3 separate regions of the Homo sapiens genome follow, and regions 2 and 3 are each linked to region 1. Evidence: chromatin loops called from intact Hi-C (ENCODE). Cell type or tissue: K562. All regions are shown on one strand.

Region 1 (5,000 bases):
TATATATATATATATATATACAAATTATATATAATTTACATATATATACAAATTATATATAATTTACATATATATATATATATATATATACTCACATCTCATAGGGCTCCCTTTCTCTCTCTCACCAAATAAATTTTGATTCTCCCATTTTTAATATGGGCAATTATAGAGTTGTATTTGATATCTTGCCAAAATATTGGGCAAATATATGTGTGCTTGTATAATCACTTCAAGTAGTAAGAACATTAATTTTAAAACTGTGGTTTAAAAATATTTTTAATTTTCATAGCTGATAAAGTAGTAATGGATTGTCAAAATGTATAGTTTTTTGGCGTATACATATTTTGACAATTGATATTTAGTTTGAAATTTCTTTAAATAACCTCCAAATTCATACCTATTTTTGCTATGGTTTAATAATAAATATAATTCAATAATAATGAATTATATATCTTCAAAATGGCAAATAGACTTTCAAAAACTGTTCAGGATCAAATGTTCTTATCATGGAAATGTGTTTTTTTAACCACCATTTAAAACTGGGCTTAAAAATTTAAAAAAGTTAGTGGGTATCAAGAAACAGTTATAGCTGGCCAATTTGATAGAGTTACTTTGCATATTCAAGAAATTCCTGTATTAATCTCTACTTCACATTCATTGTGTATGTAATGTTCCAATAATTAAACTTGTAAACATTTTAAAAATAAACTTTATTTTGAGTCCAGAAAACTTAACTACTTTCTTGATGAAAAGTAAAATAAATGAATATCTGTATTTCTTTCCAATAAAGACTGGCAGGCATGGTTTCATTATCCTTTCATCAAATACATATTCTTTATTATTATTTTATAATATTTAGTATAAGAATTATTTGATTGCATCTCTTCACCTCAATGGAAGGGAACAGATATAAGGCATTTTATTTGAGTTTCATGACTATATATTTGACTGAGAAATGAATATATGAAAATATTGTGGTAAACTTACTGAGATTTATGAGAGAAAGTATCCCAAATTAATTTTTTTTCTTGCATCTAGTGTGCATTGTATGTCCTGAATTTCCTAAATCTGTATTGTCCTTTTTAGTAAAAGGGTGTGTGTGTATATATATATATATATATATATACATGATTTTATATATATGTGATTTTATATATAATAACTTGTGTATATAACTTGTCTAATATTATGTAACTTGCTTTTATGTTAACGTTTATATTTGTGTGTTCGTATAACTCAGTGAAAATACACATAATAAAGCCATGACTTTTTTGGAATCTGAAGATATGAATTTGCGTTGGTGTATCATCATGGGAAAATCACTTAACCTTTTTGAATCTTTTATAATATTGGGAAGTTATTACCTAGGTGACAACATTAAATAACACATTTAATGAAGCTTAAATAATATAGAATGTTTAAATCACTTGCCAGACTTAAGTACTATATTAACAGATATTAATATGGAATCTGTTTTATAGTCACCATAGGGTCTATTAAATACGTATGTTATTGATTACTAAGAATCAACAAAGTTTTACTAGGTTTGGAGATTTTGTTCCAATCACTTCCACTATTCCTGAAAGCTTTGATTATGTCTGACAAATACAGTAGGAAAAATGAAATACATCTGTATATAATGTGTGGATATAAATATTTATGTGTGTCTTTGTAAAGATTGCTCTATCTTGTGGGAAAAATACTCATATCTTCAATGGTAATTCATGTGTCTTTCATTCAAATAAATGTACGAAAACTTCTTTGACATAGCATTTTGGGGTCTCTGTTACTCGGAGAGAGAGAGAGCATGCAGGCAGGGTAGCAATGACCATACACATATATGTGACACATACACGACCAAAAGCAATTTGAAAAGCTATGACTTCTGAACATTTGACATCTTGGATCCAATTTTATTTTTTAAAGGGGTTTATTCTGTTGGTAATAAAGTTTTAGGCTTTACTTCTGATACTTGGAAACTTCTTTGGAAGGGCAGATGTAGAGTGAATAGAAAAACTCTAACTCTCGTGTAGCTGCAAGGAAGTTTATCCTCTTTCTACTGTCCTACTTTGTTGAGGGCTGACTCTTTCAGACTGTAGGGATGATTTAAATTAATGACAATTGTACTGATCTGCTATAACTCCAGAGTACATTTTGTTTTCAACTAAAATGGATTTGGTTTCTATCAATATGTAGTATTTATATGACAAAACGATAATTAAGGCAAAGGAATTTATTGAAATAGTATGTTATTTATGTTATTACAGTGTCCTTATATATGCATATTGAATATTCATACATATAACCATACAATATGAACACCTTTCTTTGTTTTTAAAAATGCATGTCTAGCACATAAGTAATTCAACCGTACACAAGATAATACGATTCTCTTTAACTACTGGTGCCATTAGTCATTTGGTGAGAAAGTAGCTCATGGTCTATAGGGAAACACAGTTTGATTTGGATTGGGTTTTAAGAAGTCATTGTTTTGTTTGGAAAATGTGAAATCGGTGAATGAGCTTGTTCTCTTTGTAGAGGATTACAATAACACACGGAAGCTTATGAGTGCTTCTGACAGATGTGTTGGCGGTTTGCCACAAAGTGAAGGGTGCGGCCCTGACTGACAACTTGCAATTATATTATGATGAATGGTTCTGATGTGTGTTCAAGAGAAAACCACTTTCTAGAAAGTGAAAGTCATGCATACGGTTTCTATAAAAAAAAAAAAAGCTCAAATAAAGTATTATAACTTTCTATTTTATTTAAGCCCAAATTTGGTGGGCTAACCAATTTGAGTCATTCCCTTCTCACAAAGGTCTCTGTTTTTGATAAATCAAGGACAAAATCCAAAATTTTTGTGGGGAAAGCAAATTTGATATCATTTTTGGCATCAAAATTACTGTATCTGCATTTTCGACAAAACTGACATCTCCAAGGAAATATTTGACTCTTACGCATACACTGAAAACATATACATATGTCCATGGTTGGCCAATAAGACTAATGGAGTCAAGCATTGAGAAAGAAATGGCCTTTTTTGATTAAGTCATTTCTTGATACATTTTGTTGTTTGCTTACCATTGAAAAACTTTGTTTTCAAATGACGTGTGGACTGAAGCTTTGGGTCATTTTGAAATTGTTTTCACCCTTTTCTGATTTAATTTATCTTAAGAAAACTCTGAGTATAGCATCCAAATATAGATTTTTCAAGAGTTAGTATGCCTCATTGGTATACAATTTAATTACTCAGTAATCAAGCTATAATGCATAAAATATGTATTAACTAAGCTGGCACTTTTGTTTTCATGAATTAAGAAAAAGTTGATTTTCAAAAACTAAATCAAATAAAAATGTGAAAGTAGGTTTTGGGTGTATTTTCTTGCACAATACTTAAATTGTGCAATTTGTAACTAACTTTCAGCATATTTACCTAGCATATCTTATTTAAAATACTGTTATTTTGAAAATGTAAGTTTTCATCTGATTCTCTGATGTTCCCAAGGCATATTATTATTGAAGTTAGTCAAGGACTCTGTATTAAAAATATTTAATAAGCAACATTGTAATTGTGAAGATGAAATTCAAATACATGCTGCAACATTTAGCATATAAAGAAATATAGTCACAATAGCCAAACTCTTCAGAAATTGAAATATGAAAGTGAGATATTAAATAGTATTATTTTTAAAAGATAGTCTAAAAACTGGAGGAAGAGAATTATTGATTTACCCTATATTTCTCAAAATTTGTCATATGATTTTGCCTTGTATAGGTTAAAATGAGGTCATATAAAGTCTTGATATGATCCAAAAACAAGTTTCTTAGGAATTTGAATGACTTTATATCTCAGTTTTATAGTATCCAGTTTTTGTCCTTTGGACTTGTTTTCTTTTCATTCCCTTGGTAACATTTAGGGTGTATCCACTGTTGTATTTCAATAGTGGGACTTTTTCATTGTTACTGAAATACATTAAGCTTTTCAGAGTAAAAGAATGGCAGTGTGGAAATTACAGCATTCTTGTGAAAGTATCAAGAGTCCTGCAGTTTCGTTGTAGACAGAAATTCTAAGAGGAAAAAAAGACACTCACATAAGCTTTTTAGTGTTTTTGCTCATTTCACATTAGTCTTCCTGTACCTATTTTTTCCTCTGTGGCATCAACTCATCATTTACCATTTGAACCTATACATCCAAGAATAGGAAAATGAAGGCTTGATCAACTGGATGGTTATTGTTTTCTTTTTGGGTTTCTGTTTTTGAAGCCCTCTGAATTTTCTTTACCCCATTAGATCTAGGTCTATATTCTAGCCTCATTTAATAATCTATAAGAATTTTCTGTCATTTAGGATTTGAGTCCTTACTGTTAAAGTGACCTGTAGGTTTTCTCTTCATCCATGTTCAAGTTGATAAAATACATTATTTTCATCTTCAGGTTTTCTTTCACTATCTAATTTCTTTCTTTTTTTTTTAATCAAGCTCTAAACTTGATGTTATTGTTCTGGGGCCCCAAATCTTTGTGCTTGATTTAGTTTTCACTTGGAAGAGAAATAGTCACCATCTATTTGCAGGTGCAAGTTAAGGCCTGTTAGAAAGCTTGGCGTCTACGCTATGAGCTCTGAGTAATATTTTCTAGTGTATAGTTTTGATCAGATGAAGTGTGTATTTGTGGGAAGAAAGAAGCTTGTATTGTTTTATGTTTGTACCATAGGTCATAATTACTGTATTGTTTATAGGATAATAAACTCATTAGGCAATTATGCCTTGTTGGGTTATTTGAAACATTTGTTTTTAACTTGAATGCTCTCAGGTAGGTAATAATTAGATTTCATTTGGGATCTTTTATTTTAATGAAAGTTACCCAGAATAAACTGCATTTTTTTTGGTTTAAAAATTAAAAAAACGTTATTTGGCATTTTGGAAGTAAGCTAGGCTAAATAGTAGTAGCAAAAGAGGAAAGTCAGTTTTTCCTCTTTAAATGGTTGAGATAAGGTAACTTAAC
Region 2 (5,000 bases), 310 kb after region 1:
TTATTGTTATTGTTGTTGTTGTTGTTTTTTTAATTTAGGTGAAGACATATTAAATATGAGACACCAGGACTTGAAACTTATCTCAACCCGTAGATGTCTTACAAGTCTTATATTTTTGTCTTACTTTTTTTTTCTTTTGGATGTTGATAAAGGTTTAAGTTACTGTTTTAGATGGGGTTAAACATTCTCACTCAGGTATGCTGTGCCGGCCTACAGGTTGTGAATGTGTTTTTATTCTGAATTATTTTAGAAAACAACTGAGGATTTCATATTGTGAAACAGAACAAGTCCACGGCGTGTGCAGCTGCATGTAGAGCATATTCAAAAGGCCTCGGAATTCCAATTTTCCATTTGTAGAGTTAAACTTTGAATGTGCCAAACTTTTTCGTAACTTTTGAATCTTAATATTTTGAAAGTCTTAAAGGAGACACTGCAAAGTCTTAGACAATCTTTGGCATCTTAAAATAAAATAGCAAACCAACATTTTTTTTTCCAGAAAATGGTAAGGTACTCAGGAATCTGGAGACAAGATATTGTAAGGAATGAACAAGGTTGCCACAGTGCATGGACCCAATTGTGTTTGCCTGTTGACGTGCCATCAGTGCGTGATGTGGTATGACATACACACACCAGAGCAACCGCCACACCAGATATCGACAGAGTGGTCTTCTCTGCCTGAGACCACCTCTCACTACATCCATTATCCCTTTGCCTTTAACCCTGACATTCAGTCTTAACACATTTTATCTTAAATAATTTATTCATTCCAGAATGTCAAGGGTCCACTTGCTATTTATTTTTTTTCAATTGTTGGTGGCATTAATTTAATAATTCTTGTTTTTCACCTTCCTTCCCCGAAGAACTTTTCCGTCCTTTTCACCTCCTTCTCCTGTGTACATAGTGATTTTATGTCCCCAGAACGCCTGGAAGCATTTCTGAAACCAAGATATTATTAAAAACCTATTATTGTTTTTAATCATGAGTATGTATCTGGCTGCAGGGCTGTGTATTGGGATATAGGTATATAGTCTTACACTTAAACAGGTATGCCCCTGAGGTTCACTGTGACCTCAAGTCTTTTGCCAGAATTTTCCCCTAATTCAGTTCACAAGTGGTAGGGTCTGCATCAGTGGCATTTCCCCCTGAATTCCATTCAGCAGCAAGGTTCAACAGTGGTGACTGCCAGGCAGGAGAGTCCTGCGGCCAAACCTGAAGCCCAAGGCTCGTGGGCCATGCAGGAATCTCAGTGAAGCTGTCATGGGCTGGCACCTTTACACTGAGTTGCCTTGTCCCAGCTGGCACATCTAGGGAGTTCATTGCAAAATCCCCAGGATGCAAAAAGCCACATGACAGCCTCAGAGCAAAGATGGTGGCAAATAGTCATGATACATCTAGAGAATGAAAGAAAACTGTAAGGGAGGAGAAGGAGGGGAATACATTCCCTATATGGGATGTTCCTACTGTTAACTCTGGGGAACAGATAGCTCCGGGGGCAGCAGATGAGTTCCTCTGGCTGACTCTATCTGTAGCCACATGGGGACCTGCCTACGTGTGAACAAAATGAACTGCACTTATCACACAAGGATTTCTTTGAAGACATGCTACTGGGGTGGGAAGCAGTGAGGTTTTATTCCCCATCTCCTAACTACAGGGAGCTCTGCCATGTCATTTTGGCCTTCCTGAAACTAGGACAGGTTGTCTATCGGGGGGCTTCCCCCAGAGAGGTTTAGTGGGAGAATGTCAGTGAATGGGATAGTTCACCTCATGGGACAACCCAGAATCTGATCACCAGGACATAGGAATGGCCCCATCAGATTTCTTGAGCCATTTTGTCACTTGGAAGAAAATAGTGTACCTTTGTATTTATTTAAGAGTGCTCAAGGCCTAATAGCAATAAACAGGTCTAGCCAAGAAATTACAAGCTATTCTGTTAGCTGGGAGTGCTCTCTATAAGCTGATTAAGGTACTGATAGGAACTCTTTGTTATTCATGTTGGTTGGGGATTAGAAATTTGTTTTTGTACATTTATTTCAAATGAGGAGGAGGTCATTTTTTCTCTCAAAAAATGAGTATTTATTATTGTCTTACTGATTTCTTTGATTATATACCTCTCCTCCTCAGTTCACTCTTGTTTTTTTTCTTTCTCTTTGGCTTTTGCTTTTGCTCTCTCTCACTTCTTTCTTATTTTGTTGCATTGGTAGAGTGTTGTATGGCTAGCATTGTATTGTATGTAATTAATTTTGCACAAAAGCAAACATTTAGCATAGTAGGTTAATTTTGTTTGTTTTTATGACCATGCCAAAATAATATTCTGGGCTGGTGGAGAACAAAGGACTGTTCTTTAGGACTGAAACTTGATTTTGCTCATAGTAAGTAAAAAAAAACAAAAAACACACACACTCACAGATGTTGTTTCGTAAGTGTTATAAGCACTGGATATAAATGGTATTTTTTATCACTTCTGACTAATGTGAAACTGTTGTACGAAAACTACATGAACAAAAGTCATCTGTTTCGACTCGTGTGGGCTTGCCTCACAGTTGCCGGATTTGAGTCATTTTTATGTCTTGTTATTTCATTTATTTATGCAAAATACATGTGTGTATGAACACTTTGTTTTAGCTCCAGCTCTGCCTCAGTACTGGGGTTCATTTACTTTTAGCCATGTTCTTAAAAATGAAAGGCTATTCAGGAATGATCTGATTGTAAACGTCTTTTTCATTGGATCAAACAGTAATGCTGTATTTGAATCTAAATTTTGTGTATAAGCAGTTTATTTATTAGCCAAGTTTGGCTCTAAATATCCATGGAAATTAAGAATGACAATCATAGGGATCAATTCATTTTATTTTCAGTGGGGCTTAAACAAAGTTTATATGACTTTACCATCTCATTTTAGATTTTTCTAATTGTGTAAATATAACATAGAAATAGAATTTATTTTTGGTTCATGAATACTTAGTGAGATATAAGTTATGTATTTCCTTTTTGTTCTCTATCCATAGATGTTGGTCCAAACTGAAAGTTGATGAGTCACTGTGCCTCTCGGGGTAGTGAGTTATCAGCTACAGTGAGAGAGCAGTGTTTGGCCTGCAGCTGGGACAGCAAAACGTTTCACCAGGGTTCTCATGCAGTTCAGAACCCACTGTCCACAGATCCAGACATTTCCCTTTTTTCTTACAGAAAGTTGATGATTGGACATACTAAATTTCCACTACAGTTAGGAGACAGTCAGTTTGCTTTGGGAGTCTACATAAATCTTCTAAGATAGTTCTGTGACCATTTAATAGCAAGAAGCATGAATGCCACTACAAAGGCAAAAATCCACCTCTGAGATCGGCCGTTAATAAACGTCCCGTCATGTCAGTTTAGATTCAAGAATGTTAAGCAACTTTGTTTTTGCGGTGCTCCCTATTTCATAGTATCTTCAAATCAAAAATAAAAATTATCTCCATTTTGTTAAAGAACTTACAGGGTCAGGGTTCTCCTTGTCACTTAGAATTGGGACACTGCCAGGCAATCCTCTCCCAAAAAAAAAAAAAAAAAAAAATAGCCATATGGAATGGAAGGAAAAGGAGAAAAGAAGGAAGAAAGGAAAAAAGTAGGAAGGGAGAGAGAAAAAAAAGGTCGCTTTGCGGATACGAGCCGCTAGGCTGACAACTTTTCTATTTCATTGGCAGATATGAAGCAGTGTCTTTTCCAGTAAGGTACGGAAGCTTTGTTGTTTTCATGTGTACCCAGCTCAGCCTTTTAGAAGCACCTCGGTTTGCTTCATTAGGTATTTGATACTCTCCAGCCTTGTCCTCAGGCCTGATTTGATTTGCCAGGGTCCTGACACCAAAGCCCAGGCCAAGTTCTAAATTCAGGTGTGGGCTCACAGTGCTATTGAGCTTGTCGAATTCTGGCCTCCCCTGAACATTAGCCCCACGGGAGCCTGAGGGTGTTTGAAAAGGGCGTGATCACTCTAGGGCTGAAATTAAAGGCTGCTTTCTTTTCCTTCTGAAGCCAGGCTGCTTCTTCGGAGTACACCCTCCTGAGCCAGGAGCACAAGCACTAGCAGAAAGCAGGGATTGTTTCAGGAAAGCCCATTTACCCTCAGTAGGAAGGCAGCCTGGTCACTTGAACAGCACAGCTGAGGCTGCTTCTCTCAATTTACTCATTTTGCAAAGAATTGACCTCTACCAACTCATTAGGGAGAGGAAAAAGAATCACTTAGTAATTTTAAATCATATGAGAAGTCCTGTACCAAGTGCCAACAACTGCAAAGAAATGCAGCTAGAGGAATGTATTGAAATTACTACTGGGTCTTCCTTTTTAATGAGAAAATGACAAAAATGGTTGCTGTAGCCCTGCCTGATTTTGTACACGTTTGTCTAAGAATTGAGTTGGCACTTAAGCTCACTTCTCAAAGTATAATAATATTGTATGACCTCATTTGTCCTTTCACAAAAGCACTTGCATCATTTCCTTAAGTCATCTGCTCCCTGACATGTTTTCTTCCCTAATAAACAACTTCTGTCTGTTATTCCTGCCAATGATGTTCTGTTTCTGATGCCATATCCTATTGAGCGTGCCCCTGTACTAATATCATTGAAAATATTGATATGCAAACACATTTCCTTTTCATCCCCATTCTATCTTTCCCTTTGGGGACAGATTGCTTTCCAAAAGCTCATGAACAAATATTTGGAATGCTGGTACCTTTGGGGCAGAGGTAAGGGTGGGCGGGGTGGGGGCAGAAAGGTAATGCTTAATGCAGATAACTCTTCTAATCAGTGTCCATGGCAATATGAACGCTTGAAGAAAACTCAGTGACATATCTTGCTCAGTAGTTTCTTATTCCTGAAGAACCACAAGCATAAAGTGAGGCCTCAGTGCTGGTGCTCTTGGAGTATGGGGAATGTGCAAATATTTAACTGTTTTGTATGCTGCACATTGCAGGTCTGCTCATGTGCATTCTCCCTTTGTCTTCCTTTGTCATATGTGTTTTTGCTTTTTTG
Region 3 (5,000 bases), 57 kb before region 1:
TTTTATTTCTTAACAAAAATAAGGTAATATTTACAATGCCTTTACTACTAATAACACATATTTAAATTCTTATTTGATGCTTAATGTCTCAGAGACTTAATTCAATAATTTATGAAGGCAGACATTTTTCTTTTTCAGATGATTTTGCAGACACAGTCAATGCTCTGAAACAGTAGGTGAGAAGCAGAGGATTGAAAGGTAGTTTCTAGACTAATTTTAGTTTTGAAAGGGATCAAAATTGTACAATTCGATCCACTGGAAGATTTATTTTTCTTGAGTAGGAAGAAGGTAATAAAGCAAGTCTGTTTTTCTGATTGAACTTAAGTTGTTCATTTTAACACCTCCAAGGTGAAATAGATATCCAGTCACTGCCACTTGCGTATTGGCAAGATAATGGAGCGATGTTTCATTTTTATTTAAACAAATATTTATTGAGTACCATCTATGTGCCAAGCATTCTATTAGGTGCTGACTATATAGTGGTGAACAAAGCAGACATGATGCATGCCTTCATGGAGTTTATAGTCTGGGAGAGGGAATAGAAATTAAATAAATATATACACAAATATATAATTAAAATGTGATGTTTGCTATGTGTGAGGAGAAAGAACAGAATGCTATGTGAGAACATAATGGGGCAAACCTAATTTAGAATAAATGGTTAGGAATGCCCTCACTGAGCCAAGGATGGTAAGAACTAACCAGGTAGAGTGGAACAAAGAGTAAAACTGCAGAGGGAACAGCATGTATGAAGTATTTGAAGTGAGAAAGTTACTGCTTAATTTCAGAAAGTAAAAGATGGCCTTCGTCGCTGGAGAGTTATGATGAAGGATGCAATATAGGATAAGATATAGTTGGAGAGATTGGTAGGGGCTATATCAAACAGGACCTTGGAGATAACATTATGGATGTGAGATTTGATCTAAGTTCAATGGAAAACGTTTGAAGCATTCAAAAACATTTCAAACAGATAAAGTCTGGCGTGGTATAATGAATGGATGGGAGAGAGACAAGAGTGAAAGAAGGAGGACCCACTGGGAGTCTATTTCAGAAGTCTAGGTGAGAGATGAATGGCTTGGATTAATGTAAAGGAAGAGTGGCTAGAGAGAAAGGATGGGTTTAAGACATATTTTGGCTTTTATGCCAAATCTAGTCATAGACAAATAAAAATAACTGGACTGGAAAATATGGGTAGAAGAAGAAATAATACAGTTCAAATTTTATTTCTTTGAGAACACTATACTTATTTTTCCTAGAAAAATTTTGTTTGTATCTTGATAAATGCCAAGTTACTTTGGTGGGTTATTATCAAACTTTTATGATCTAAAATTTTGTCTTAAAAATATATTAATAATTTTCTTACCAAATTTATATTAAATGTGGTTTATGATAGTATAAAATAGTTTAATGGTACAAATAAGTTAAATATTAATGTAAAAGAAATCATACTTGCTAGACATGTTTTCAAACTTTCACTTTCTTTTGCTATCAAACATTGCTTTCCACTGGAGCCTTTGTGTATTCCGAATGACTAGAAGCCAAAATATTTTGTTTAAACTCCCACTCTATAGTATTTCCCAGCTGTGTACTTATATGGTGTAATAAAAGGATTTAACAAATGGGAAATAGCAGCTGCATTTGGAAATTCCCTTTGTGCTTCTTTTTCACTGGATAGATTCAATATTTTGTAACAACTGTAATATCAGACCTGTAATGACTTATACTGTAAGTACCATAACACTTACAGGAAAAAAAACAATAGAAGGATTTTAAGTTTCTGGGCAGACCTGCAAACCTACATATATTGTGTGTGTGTATGTGTGAGTGTGTGTTGGAGTGGGAGGACTCTGCTAATATAAAATTTAATAAACATTTTACCTCATTCTACTTTAAAATAAATATGAAGTCAAAAACATGTTTATGAAATCAAGTAAAACTTGTAGTTTTTTAATGGATCATATTCTGTACTTAGAGTCGCAAAAAATAGTTGTGAAAAAATAAAACTTAAAAGAAAATCTAAAAAATAACAATAATTTTTTCAGCACTTATACAGTTTCCATTGTTATTTACTTTCTGTAATGGCCCTCATGGCCCTCATTCATGAACTGTTAGAAACAAGCCCTAAAAGTTTCTTATCTCTTGGGTACAGGAAGGGTTTTACTTTGAAATGTCATGACCACAGAGGAAGTTTTCTGTCAGAGAAGGTGAAGACAAAGCAAAGAAGCTCTACTAATTCCCACTTCCTGATTAGAAAAAAAATCTTTAAATGTGAAAATTCTGATTATTTTGAGGTGACACTGCAACAAAATATGAGACCACATAGGTTCAAACAAGAAAAATAATTTGTAATGGCATAAGCAAAGAAGGAGAATAGAAATTTTAGAAATAGGATTTCAAGGACCACTTTGAGATAAAAAGTTTTAGATTCTGATTTTAATCATAATTACCTATTTATACACACCAAATTGTTGAATTATAAATTTAATGTGCTATGTTAATTAGTGAGAGCCATTTGAAGGTTGGAAAGTTAATGTAAATAAGATTCACTATCCTCTATCCACAACTGCTACCACTTTCATCATGGCACCCAGTGTGCCAATACCTTTTTTGCAGAGGAATGTTGACACTGTCCACTAAAATGTGCTTTTGTTCTCATTAGGACTGACTCATTAGGCTGGAATACATTCACATAATTTTTTTCATGGAAAAATGTACAGGATATTATTATTTTTGATGTTAATAAGCATGGAGAGGAATATTTTTGTGATAATGTTTCATGACCTGTATATGATATTGTGTGTAATAATTATCTGCTAGATTGTAACTGTAGAAAGGACAGATAAACTTATATATTGTTGGTGATCTTGTCTGCAGATTACATACAATTTTTTGGTGCAAATTATGTATAGCTACTTGTATCAAACAGATAAATTGCAACGTACATGTTATTTTGAGCCTTCCCTTCCTTACTTTTTTTTCTTTTGCTTTAGAGTATAATTTAGAAAGGAGTTATTATCATCACTGGATACCTGAGTGTATAGTACCTACTAAAGTTCCAGGCACAAGGACTAACTTGTGAATAATGTAGTTAAGATCCCTGTTATCATAGAACTTATAGTCTAGTAGTATGGCAGACAATAAAGAAGTCTTATAGAGTGAGACAATTTCAGACAATGATAAGTACTATGAAGAAAATTAAGTAAGAACATGTGATAGAGAATTACTGCTTTAAAAAGACTGGGGAAGTTATTTTGGAGGAGGTGACATTTGAGCTGAAATTGGAATAAAAAGAATCACTGTGCAAAGATTTGGGGAAGACACCCAGTCAGAGTGTATAATAAGTACAAAAGTCTTGTAGTTTGTATGTTTGAGAAACAGAAAACAACAGAGTGGCTGGTGAGGCAGAGAATGGTATGAAATGAAATCAGGGAGGCTGACAGATTACAGATATTATGGAGTCTCATAGGCTACAGGGAAGTGTTTAAACTTTCTTTCAAGTGTAAGTAGAAGCCATTGGAAAATTTTAAGCAAGGGAGTAACATGATTTGATTTATGTTTTTAAAAGATCACATTGCCTGCTGTGTAGAGAGTGGACTGTGAGAGAGAACATCAGAAACAGGGACACCGATTAGGAAACCATTGCAGTGGTGCAGGTGAGAGTTTGATTGATGATAAGCAGAAGAGTGAACAGTTAGGGAGGTTATTCATTGAAGAGTTCTCAGAGATTCTGAAGAAGACAAAATTTACACAAAGGGTGGAGACAACGTTTTAAGTAATGTACATGTGGGCAGAAACATAGTCAAGAATGACAAGAAATGACGTTGGTGAGACCAAGGAGAGGAGGGAAGCGAGTAGAAATGCTCTCGGCCAGAGAATGGGCCGAGGTGAGAGACAAGCTTTTTGCCTAAGAAGCAACTCTTAGTAGGTGGCTTCTGTGGTAGGCCATGGAGATGTGGGTAAGGCACCAACACTCTTATGAGATACAAAATGTGATGATTGTAAGTGGGAACTTATGTACATGTGTACACTTACACACATTCTTATATTGATACACATTTTGGCAAAAATATACATGTGGCTTTTAACTACTAGTCTAAGTAGGTAGAAATAACCATAGTGGACTATCAGCCCCAGAATATCTGAACTTCTTATTTTAGAGACCTACTTAAATTCCTCCAGGGGAGTTTTTATCTTCTAGAAAAGTTTTAAAATAAGTTTCCACCTTAAATAAAAGATGTCAATAATGCCCTTTGTTGTAATTGAATGAAAATAATGGTAGGCATGCTGAGATATTTAATAAATAACTATTGGGGAAAACACCTTCTTGCTTGCAAACAATTTCTACTCTGCTTCTCTAGCTTTCAGTCTCATGAAGTTGCTAATCAACTCTGGAGTGTTTTGTGTTTTTCACTTGGAGTCATAAAATTGCTGGTGTGGACTTTGTACCATTTCTGGGAATGGAGCTATTGTCATTACATGATAACAATCCAGGAATTTTTAGTGAGGATCTAATCTTCAGTCATGCTGTTATGACAGACTTTGAGAAGATTTCTAATCTTGTTATTTTAGAGAAGATTTTAAAAACTTGAATTGTTGCCAGTTTTTTGTAAGATTTTGTCATTTAAGATAGTAGGCAGCACCAAAATGAAATTTATTTCCCCACTTTTATTGAGACTGTACTTTAGAAAGTGTAGTGAAACCCACTCGTTCACTTGGTTCTAACTAGTGTATAGTCATAGTCATAACTCCTAAGGTAAGATTTATGTACACCTTTGTGATACCTGATTGGCCTATGAAGCACTGGAAAAAAGTCCATAAACCTGTAAGGTTTAGACTTCTTGAGACATTTAGTTACTACTTCTCTCATTTTTGGATTTTGGAAATTCATTCAATTTTAGTAAAGTTCAAGCCTAGATTTCTGTTAACAGGTGAAAATGGCCATCCTTACCTTGAATCACTGAATAGTATTTTCTAGGAAGACTCATGGGAGATTTCCCAGT

The links. Hi-C counts contacts between places; a loop is a spot of excess contacts. Peaks named below come from ENCODE experiments on the same cell type or tissue, not always from the same donor. Only the 100,000 strongest peaks of a DNase experiment are listed, where the experiment ranks them.
Region 2: a loop joins it to region 1, with 2.6 times the contacts of the local background. A loop is called at or near these places in 2 of 110 quality-filtered maps.
Region 3: it touches region 1 in a loop (4-fold over the local background); 3 of 110 quality-filtered maps call a loop at or near these places.

The regions. Positions count from the first base shown.
Region 1 is chr11:16,278,110-16,283,109 of GRCh38, reverse strand. The region is part of intron 3 of SOX6 (SRY-box transcription factor 6); the gene reads left to right. Among named protein-coding and RNA genes, the nearest start is that of SOX6, 76 kb to the left of the region's middle. In K562, no CTCF peak of the experiment used is centred here; a DNase peak (open chromatin) is centred at 2,609.
Region 2 is chr11:15,967,624-15,972,623 of GRCh38, reverse strand. It overlaps SOX6 (SRY-box transcription factor 6), which reads left to right. Exons shown (of 16, transcript NM_001367873.1): 16 at 1-5,000. MIR6073 (microRNA 6073) reads left to right here and starts at 3,003; the gene lies at 3,003-3,091. In K562, no CTCF peak of the experiment used is centred here; a DNase peak (open chromatin) is centred at 3,063.
Region 3 is chr11:16,335,182-16,340,181 of GRCh38, reverse strand. All of the region lies in intron 2 of SOX6 (SRY-box transcription factor 6), which reads left to right. Among named protein-coding and RNA genes, the nearest start is that of SOX6, 19 kb to the left of the region's middle. In K562, no CTCF peak of the experiment used is centred here; a DNase peak (open chromatin) is centred at 2,131.